Linked DNA regions of Homo sapiens: region 2 is linked to region 1. The links are chromatin loops, found by intact Hi-C in ENCODE. Cell type or tissue: endothelial cell of umbilical vein. All regions are shown on one strand.

Region 1 (5,000 bases):
GGTCAGGAGTTCAAGACCAGCCTGGCCAAGATGGTGAAACCCCGTCTCTACTAAAAATACAAAAATTAGCCAGGTGTGGTGGTGGGCACCTATAATCCCAGCTACTCGGGAGGCTGAGGCAGGAGAATCACTTGAACCCGGGAAGCAGAGGTTGAAGTGAGCCAAGGTCGCGCCATTGCACTCCAGCCTGGGCGACAAAGAAAGACTCCATCTCAAAAAAAAAAAAAAAGAAAAAAAGAAAATTAACTGGAAGTTTGTCTTTAAAAATATTACAATAGTTTGAACTAGCATTATCACCTAGAGTGAAATGAACATTTAAAATCTAAACCTAAAATCATATTTATAAGTATAAATGTATATTAAAATATTTGCAGTTTCCTCAAGATATTTATAGTGTCACAGTTCTAAAGTTATGAAAATCTTTCATCTTTTATCAAATATTAAAAATCATACACTCAAAAAAGCCCTTATTAGAAGAACTCTTCTTCTAAGAAAACATAATATGTTTAGCTAGAAACGTTAGTATGAATGTACCAATGTTAAGGTTTTTGTTAGCTGAACAGGTTGTTGCTAGGATAAATATAAACCATTGATATATTATAGTGTAAATAACCATATATGAATGTATTTCAGTCACCAGACACAAATGAAAAAAATTCTTAATAGATCATTATAAAATGGAATTGTTATTATTGTTATGCAAGTCCAAATTGGGAGGTCATTAATTAATACAATGGTATATCTGTCATTATTTCAAGCTTTATCTTATAAAGCTTGTGTTTATTTTTCTTAGTTTTTATGAATACATGAGATGCTTTTTTTAACTCTGCTGTTAAGAAGACTGTACTCAAAGACATTGGGAATGTAAATATATATTAAAGTATATAGTGTATAGTGTAGCCATAGGCAGGTTTATTTATAAATGTCAATGCTATTTTGTTGTGAAAGTTCATTATGATGACAGTTTTAAAAGTAGGGCCAATTCAAGAGTGTTTATTACATACCAAAAAAAGGAAAAAATATTTACCTTGTATTTTTTGATGTCTGGGGATAAGATTAATTTATAAATCGATGTGTTGCATTGAAATAGCAAATGTAAAAACCAGTCACAAATACTAGCCTTAAAGGTAGAATGTGTGCTGTTTTTATAAGGCCCTGCTCATCATTGAAACCAGGTGACTTTAAAAATAATCTACAAAATTAAAAAATTTGAAATTTGGTTTAAAATTTTAAAATACCTCAGAAAAACAATAAAAAGGAAATTATATACTGCATTTGTCACAAATCTGACAACTCTAATACAAATATGCATTTCTCTTTCTTTGACTGTATATAAATAAGGCCAAATATCTAGCTTGTTAAATTAAAGATTCACCTGTATGTTTTCTCCACCAAATATTTGGAAACTCTTGAAATTTTTATTCGATTTTTTTAGATCTCACTAAGGTTTTTGATTAAGATCTTTTTTATTTTCTCCTCCCCTCCTATGTTCCTTTAAAAATAACAGCATATCCATTTTAACAATATAAAACTTCAGTTGATATTTTTTAGAGCTAGTAAAATTGCCAATCTTATAATACTAAAATTCTTCCTTCTTCAGAAATCTTCTTTGGAGTGAATAGAGAATAATCCACAAAATAAATTTAATTCCTTAGAAGTTTGTTATTTTTAATGGAAGGATGTTTTCCATAAGCATTCTTCAAATAGCTTTGCTCCATACCTTCTCACTTTTTAATATTTGTATCATTACGTGTATCAATTTATTTATAAATTAATTGAATTCTGCATACAGGCATATATGTGCTGAATGTGTAAATGAATATGTATTTGTCATCTTTAATGTATTTGAATTTGGCTGATGCACCCATAAAAAAAGCCTCCAGCATATTTGCATAATTAAGCATAATATTATGATAAACCATTTCAAGGGAAAAAGTTGGTCTTACAATCACAATATGTTTATTTTTTTAACCTTGTAAATTCAGAATACATTTGTGGGAAGAACTGGAGATAGAAAAGATCGGCTTTACCTTCATGAAAAGAGGTCAAATGTTACTTTAATTAATCTTGTGTTATGCCAAAAAGAGTATTTATATAACACATAAATATTAAGCATGGCTGGTACAATTTTAGGGGAGCAAGAGTATTCTATTCCTTCTAGCTTTCACATAAGAAAAGAATTCTAGAAGAATTCTTGATTAAGACTCAAGTGTGCTACAGCTTATGAATTTGTGTGTGCACACACGTGTGTGTGTATGAATGTGTCTCACCACAGAGCCTGAAAAATAGTGTTCAATACATGCCGTTTGATTAATTCTTACTATACCTCCGAGTTATATCATCAGAACATATGTGAAGGTGACTAAGCAAATGGATCTTTTAAAAGGATATTACTTTTACATTTTATTATTAATATTTTTTAAAGTAAACCTCAAAAATTGTAAATTCTGGGAATCACACTATTGTTGTGAATTAATAATAAATAATATAATTAATTATATTATAATTAAATGATTGCTAGTTTTATAGATAGAAAATTCATGAACAAAATAGAAAATAATTTAACCTATGGAGAAATGTGTGCATTAAAGTTTCATCCCAAGGCTAAGTCAGTACTGTAGTTATTGGTGACATCGTGTGGTTGATGCTGGTATCGACAGCAGAGTCAGAGCATTTCCTAAAAATTGGTTAAATTACTATAAGCAAAATTAAAGTCTTAAAATGCACATTGTCTCGATTAAATTTGAAACAAAAAATTTCACCTAAACCATGACTAAATCATTCATCCCTCAAATTCTAGACCTCTTTTAGAATATTGTGGTATGCAGACACATGAAAATTGATGCATTACAATAGTACACAGCAGAGAGTACTCCGGAGCAGTATTTTTCACTACAGTACTTGCTACTTTCCTTTAAAAAAAAAAAAAAAACACAGTTTTAATTACTAGAGTTGGGGAACAGTTGTTCTCTCCAAAAAAAGGGTAGAATTCTCTATTCACTGTCTCACATTTTTACTTGAAAAAGTTATCGTTGTTAAAAGAATTTTAAAAACTTAATTTGCATCCTATTTTTATTTAAATTACCTCTGATATTTTAACCAAATATTATCACTGCTGGAGAGCACCTAATATTACTCAATATTATTTTTTTCGTAATAGTAAAAGGTGAACTAATTTTGTTTTAAACTTTGAGGTTAATTTTTTAAATGAGAGTTCTGGTTTTTAATATGGTAACTTTGACCTCCACAATGTCATGCTCCTATAGTTTGACAAAATAGGAGGTTGCAGATGTTAAATATAGCCCTGTTCTCGTAGAGGAAAGGCAAGGTTGCAAGGCAGGATTTCCAGCACAGATTGTAGTAAATGCTTTCTGAGCCATCTTCCTCACACAAAGAAGCGGTGATAATTCCTTCCGTGGACATTCCCAGTCGGTGCACATCTCTGCACCTCCCCCGCCCTCCTGAGGCTCTTACCTGGTTTCTGCATAACATCATATTGCATAGTGCAGAGACCCCTGGGGAACTTTCTTTCTCTACCTGGGGAAGGCCTTCTAAACTCTAACATAGCACCACCTGAGATATTAATTTGCGACTCTTGCTAGGGTTTAGTGAAAGCTAATTCCCTAGAGTAACTATTATTGTACCATGCGATACTGAATGAAAAGCTCCATCGTTCTGTCTCTTTTTAAAATTCAGACTGCTAAATTCAACGGGATAGGGAAGCATAGATAACATTTATTAATATAGACAATTTTCACTGGTTTTAAAGGAAGATGGTTATGATGGGTACTGATATGAAAAAAAATATTATGGTCAGTTATGTCTCAAGACCAAAGTCACAGGAAATATAATCCTTATTTGACTATGAACATGTCCCAAAGAAAGCACAGGTATGAAGTCTTTTTCCTGAGCTTAGATGACTGAGGAAATCTGGGGTTACCTGGCACTGCATGCAAGCTATTTTTGGAGAGAGCCAAGATCTGCCTCTCATCAAGAAAGATGCCCCACCATGATAGCTGGTTATTGAACTGGTAGCATTGACAATTGATGAGGTGATGTTATCACCTTTGAAGTGCGGGTCACAGGAGGGAAAAAGGGTGCTCTTGAGGGTAATGAGATACAAAACCAGCAGAATCACACTGCCATTGCCCAGAGCTAAATTAAAACCGGTAAGGAGAACCCCTTGGAATATTTTTTCTTTCTACACTTGGGGCCAGTCTTGGGATTAATTAGCTAAATTCAGCTGAAATCCCTGTTTTCCTCAGTAGGTTTCACTTAATTACTTTATATGTTTCCTCATCCAGGTGTAACATGACAATATAAGTTAAAACAATTCCCAGTAGTACCACCTTGTGAAAGATATTCCCAATTTTCCCTTCGTGTGTGGCACAAAGGGTAAGAATGTGAGGAAATTGCATATCGAACAACTGTTCCAAAATTAGCAAATTGTAGCTGAATTTGAGACGGTAATTTTCACTCTTCAGAATCTTTTAATTGTAGATCACAAAAATCTTATCTTCTTTGTATTAAACTATTTTGGTAATTCGGTCAGGTGCCCATTTTCCCAATCTACTAAGTATATAACTTGAGGTAAAAGTAACAAAAGTTTCACACATACTTCAATTACTGAAGACTAGACAGTTTTCAAACGTGTTTTTTTCCACATCTTAACTCCATGGACCTCACTTTTTTGAACAAAGTATGTGGTGCCATTTTGGACATTTAATTAACTGGCACATCTTGTAAAGAATTCACACATGATCTGTAGCTGTTTTGAGGGGGTTGCACATCAGATATCAATGAGGGGCCAATCAGCCACTTGTGCATGTCATTTGTACAAGTGTGTTTTCCCATTCAATTTTGGCTCCACTCTAAATGACAACGTCAGTGCTTGAATTTTTTCCACAGAAGGCCAGGAAGCACTGCATTCCCTAAGCTTGATGTGACAACCTTCAACCAAAGGCTGAGCTTTTGTTATTAAAAAAAAAAAAAAAAAAAAA
Region 2 (5,000 bases), 1.3 Mb before region 1:
TGTCACCGAACAAAGAGGAAGGATGGTTAAAACACAGAAAATAGATGAACAGAGAGACTAGGTAATAAAGTATCACAGACGAACTTAATACAATGCTATTAATCAGAATATCAAAGAACATAACTGCGTTTTCCTTTTGCAAGCTTTATAAACCTATCTTTCGTTTGTCTCCTTAACAACCCTTGTGCTCCAAGCAGTCATTAACTAGGTTTAATGCAAGACTTTTACAGACTCATAAGGAAGAAAAATGGAAGAACTGACTTCCTGCCTCTTTGGCACATAGAACTGCAGTTGCAATTGAAGTGAAAGGAAAAGCATGATTCTAGAGGAAAAAAAGTGCATGCCACCATTATGCCTTACATATTCTAGTCTCCACTTTAAATAACTTCCTGCCATAAGGTGGAGCTATATCCTATCAAGAGAAAAGTATTGGATATAAGTTCTGGCAAAAGTCCACTTAGATTATTTTTCACTTGGCTTCTTGTAGTTTGTGATTTTAAAAAGTTAAAATGCATGGCAGCAAATCCCAAACCCACTACCAACTGATGTAGAAAGAGTTGTTATATTGGTGCAGCTAGGATTTTTAACGTGGCGAAAAGGTGTGTGAAAGCAAGCAGGACCTTGTTTTTTAGCTTATGCTGTAAACACAGCTTGGGGGAAACTCTTTGAAGTACTGAGATCTGAGGTGGCAGGGTTTGAAGCCCCCCGAGGTAGTACAGAGAAACCTCAGGTATCTGATAGTGTTTGTTCTTGAGTAAATCATCCAGAGCATCAAACAGAGTGTTGACAAACAAAACGAAAAAATATAGTGCTTTATTTAAAACACTATATTGTTGCATATACTCATGTTAAATAGGAGCTTGCTAAAATTTATGATGCTGAATTATATTAGCTGCAAGAGAGGTTTTGCTTCTCAGTTTGTAATTGTGAGAGGTATGGCCATGAAAACCCCCAACTGAGTTATCTGTAAAACCCTAGTATCTCCACCCAAAGGAAAAAATGATTCCCTGAAGAGTGAGAGCACTACGGGTTTCCTGATAACACATCAAGGGTAATCGAGATAAAGGAGAATGGCTCAACAGAAGTGTGTGTTGCATGACTCCCTGGGCAGTGCTGTCTATCTGGAAATCAATTATTAAGGGCAAGGTATACCAGCTCATAGCTGGTTTGGGATTTCCTTAGTAGAAATTTGCATATAAACCTTTCAAACAACTAAAACCTATTGTAAAATCCAAGGATGGGGTTGATCTTGGTGGAGAAAAACGTCTATCTAATAAGAACTAATATTGGGACATATTTGTTACACCAAAATTTATCTAATGTGCAAATCTATGTCTCACTTACTGATAACATAATTTATCAGAACATGTGCAACATAAAGAGAATTTGTAGTACATCCCTTATTACCTTCCTAGACACTCAACACACTTTTACAAACACGGAAAGGTGTTATTACCAGAGTGCTATAAGATGGCTTGCTATTATTAGCTTCACATCTCCGGATGATAAAATCAGCACTGTTGAGGGGATGCAGAGCAAAGACAGGACAAAAGAATAGAGTCAGGACAAGTAATACAACTACTTCTATTTGAATATTTGTGCTAAGCATGTTACTAGATACTTTATATGCACTCTCTAATTTCATCCTCACCATAATCATGTGAAGATCATACATAACATTATAATTTTCATTTCATGGTTTTAAACACCTGCCTATGATCATACAACTACTAAGTGGTAGAACCAGGAACCCAAACTCAGGAAGTGTGATGGCAGAGTTCTCAAAACCACTGCATATCTGCTGAAGACAATTTCTCTTCTTAAACTAGTCATTCAACCAATGTATATATGTTCCCATGTTGTTTATTAACAGGCTAGCTAGCCCTTTCTCTTCTAAAAACTTACTGGAGAAGACACCATCTCTCCTTCTATATATGAGTCATCACTGGCTCCTCATAGAACCTTGTGCATTCCAGTTACGCAAGAAACATTTCCTGAATATGTAACCCTCAGTCCAACTGGGAAACCTGTACATGCAATGAGTCACCCTGTTCATTTATATAATATCCCTCCCCTCCCATATCTTTTCTTTCTTATGTATTTTCATTTTACCCTGACAAATGCATGTTGTTTTTTTAAAAAGTATGCTTTTGTTGTTGAAACAAGGCTCTTATCCATTCCCCTAGGCATTTTGTCTTCTAACTTTGAAGATCTTTCTGCTTTCTCTACTACAAAACACGACTCACAAGGCTTTGCCTTTTGCCACTCCCCTGAGTCTCTGAGCTACAGCTTCACACTGTAGGGGACTGTCCATCCATCTAGAGCACCTGGGGTTTAAGGTGTAAGCAATTTGACTGTAATTGCTTCTTTCCAGCAGTTATTCCTTGAAGTAGCGAAGGGGGACATTTGGTTGGTTCTCTTTTTCTATCTACATAAATAGGTATTGGAACCAAATCCAAAGAGCATGGCGTATTTAGAAATAAATGTTACCCCCCTTGAGGAGAGTTTTTAGCTATGCTTTTGTCTTATTCTTTTCTTGGATTATGTTTTAGCAGAACCTTAGTTCACTCTTTCCATTTCCGTTTGATCTGTTGATTCCTCTGGGGGAACTCAAACTTAGGTTTTAATACTATATTACTTAAATAAATCACACGTTCTTTTTTTTTCTCTCATATCTCCATTTTGAATTGATGTAATACAGTATTGGACTCAACTACTATTTCTCAAGCTGTAGGTAAAAAGCATTTCAAAGATATCTTTTTATTATAAGATTTTGGTTCTCTCAAACCTCCTTACCAGTTTTTAGTAGAGGATAGCAGATATGGTTTCACAACAGAGAATGAATGGGTTTGAAAGTATATTTAGTAATTTTTTGTCTAGCTTGTGCTTCATTTCTATTTTATGCAAAGAATTACACTAGTATGGTCTTCCTTGTCAAGGGAAATGTTATGTGAGTAACAGGATATCTTCATATATACTTTAATGCAGAATTTAAAACATTTTAAAGGGTACTGAGACAAAAATTAAGTGCAATCTGTATAAAAAAGGCAGTTAGTGAGGTGGGCTATAATATTTTTCTCTTCTATGTTTATTTGCTTCACATACCCAGGTGTTCCAGCAAGTCCATTCAGGTGTCACTTTTTTGAAGAAAACAAGAGCATGGTTTACTAACAACCTACCCTAAGATAAGGAGGTCATTCACCTTCCTTCTCATGTGTTAGCATACTATCAGAGTGTCTTTGACCCTGGAGAGAAAATAAGCCAATGCATAGAAAAGTCAGCCTGTAATAATGTACTTGCACAATGATCCAGATTGACCTGATACAGGTTAAAATCTTGACGAAGAAATTGCAAGAGTAAGAATGGCACCATCTCTCTAGTGGCTAGGGAACACTTTACTACTGTCTGATATGGTTTTGCTCTGTGTGCCCACCAGAATCTCAGCTTGAATTGTCATCCCCATAATCCCCACGTGTTGAGGGAGGGACCGTATGGGAGGTTGATTGTATCATGGGGATGGTTTCCCCATGCTGTTCTCATTATAGTGAGTGAGTTCCCATGAGATCTGATGGTTTTATAAATGTTTGACAGTTCCTTCTTTACACTCTCTTCTCTCTCCTGCTGCCTTGTGAAGAAGATGCTTGCTTCTCCTTTGCCTTCTGCCATGATTGTAATTTTCCTGAGGCTTCCCCAGCCATGTGGAACTGTGAGTCAATTAAACCTGTTTTCTTTATAAATTACTAGTCTCATCTATTTCTTTACAGCAGTGTGAAAATGAACCAATATACTTTCCCAAAGTAAGTGTGGAATTTTGTTTATTATATATTATTTATGAGATCATCTCATTTTAATTCAATGTCTTTCCATTGTAAAATTCATAGTTGTTGAAAAGCAGTTTCAGAGAAACTATACACACATTGATTAGAAATTAATGTTATTCCCTTGAAAACACTGATTTCCTCTAAGGGCAAACTCTCCTGGCATGCTATCCTTACACCATCATTTTTGATAGAGTGACCATTCAACTTATCATCTAAATCAGTACACCTTTCAAAATAAAATTGGATACCATTAATAATTACATGGAGACAATAGGCACAAATTGAGACTGTTCTGGGAAAACTGGGGCATATGATTACTACTCTTATAATACACTATGTAAAGTGACACGTAAAGTAAGTGTGTCAATTTCTAAGGTCTTGGTGACTTGAGACCCTGCCTCCTGTTACTGTGGTGGCTAAGACACAGACATCAGAAGCTGGAAATCCCATAACAAATGCAGCACATATTTTTGTTATGGTGATTTTTTTTCTTATTCTTGCAAGGATAAATGTAGTATATTAAGGAATAGATTAAGTAGCTTATACTACTAGAGGGAATTTGGATGTAACCAGGATAGATAGGATAGAGGACTGTGTGGAAAGGGGGTAGTTCTTCATCTAAATCCATGAGGACACCTTTCTTGACTCCTCTGAGAAGTCTACAGAGATGGGAAAAGAACACTGTCCTTGGATGATTTTGAGATCCCCTAAACAGTAGATGTCTCTGTATCCTTCGGTCTCTTCTATTCTGTAACTATGCCCTGTGTGATCCCTGGGTATTCCACTTAATTGCATGACATTTCATCCTTGTTCAGTAATTATACTTGTGCATAGTTATGAGTAAAGTGATTTTCCTATATATGCATTAAAGTTAAATTTTGCTCCTGGGGTTTAGTGCATGTGCCTTCTAGTGGCATCAATAAGGAGCATGTGTGCTTCTTCCTGCCATGTGTGAGAGAAGAATATGGTCAATTACGATAGTGAAATTTACTAAATGTGATGATAAACACTTTTAAAAGCAGCTCAACAAATGATTATGGATTTCACACTTTTACTAATTGCTTCAATTTTTGACTGAAATAAAAATCTTCCACTTGCTTTAGTATGGTGGGATAGAGATCTCTAGAATATATTACAAATATCCTCAAAGTTTGTCTCACTGTGCATGTTACCCTTTTA

What was found. A loop is a pair of places that touch in the nucleus more often than their neighbours do. Peaks named below come from ENCODE experiments on the same cell type or tissue, not always from the same donor. Only the 100,000 strongest peaks of a DNase experiment are listed, where the experiment ranks them.
Region 2: a loop joins it to region 1, with 13 times the contacts of the local background. A loop is called at or near these places in 3 of 110 quality-filtered maps.

The regions. Positions count from the first base shown.
Region 1 is chr9:74,568,486-74,573,485 of GRCh38, forward strand. The region is part of intron 1 of RORB (RAR related orphan receptor B); the gene reads left to right. Among named protein-coding and RNA genes, the nearest start is that of RORB-AS1, 72 kb to the left of the region's middle. In endothelial cell of umbilical vein, a CTCF peak has its summit at 2,634; a DNase peak (open chromatin) is centred at 2,676; H3K27me3 peaks cover 140 bases.
Region 2 is chr9:73,269,254-73,274,253 of GRCh38, forward strand. The region is part of intron 1 of LOC101927281 (a long non-coding RNA gene); the gene reads left to right. Among named protein-coding and RNA genes, the nearest start is that of ANXA1, 120 kb to the left of the region's middle. In endothelial cell of umbilical vein, no CTCF peak of the experiment used is centred here; a DNase peak (open chromatin) is centred at 1,998.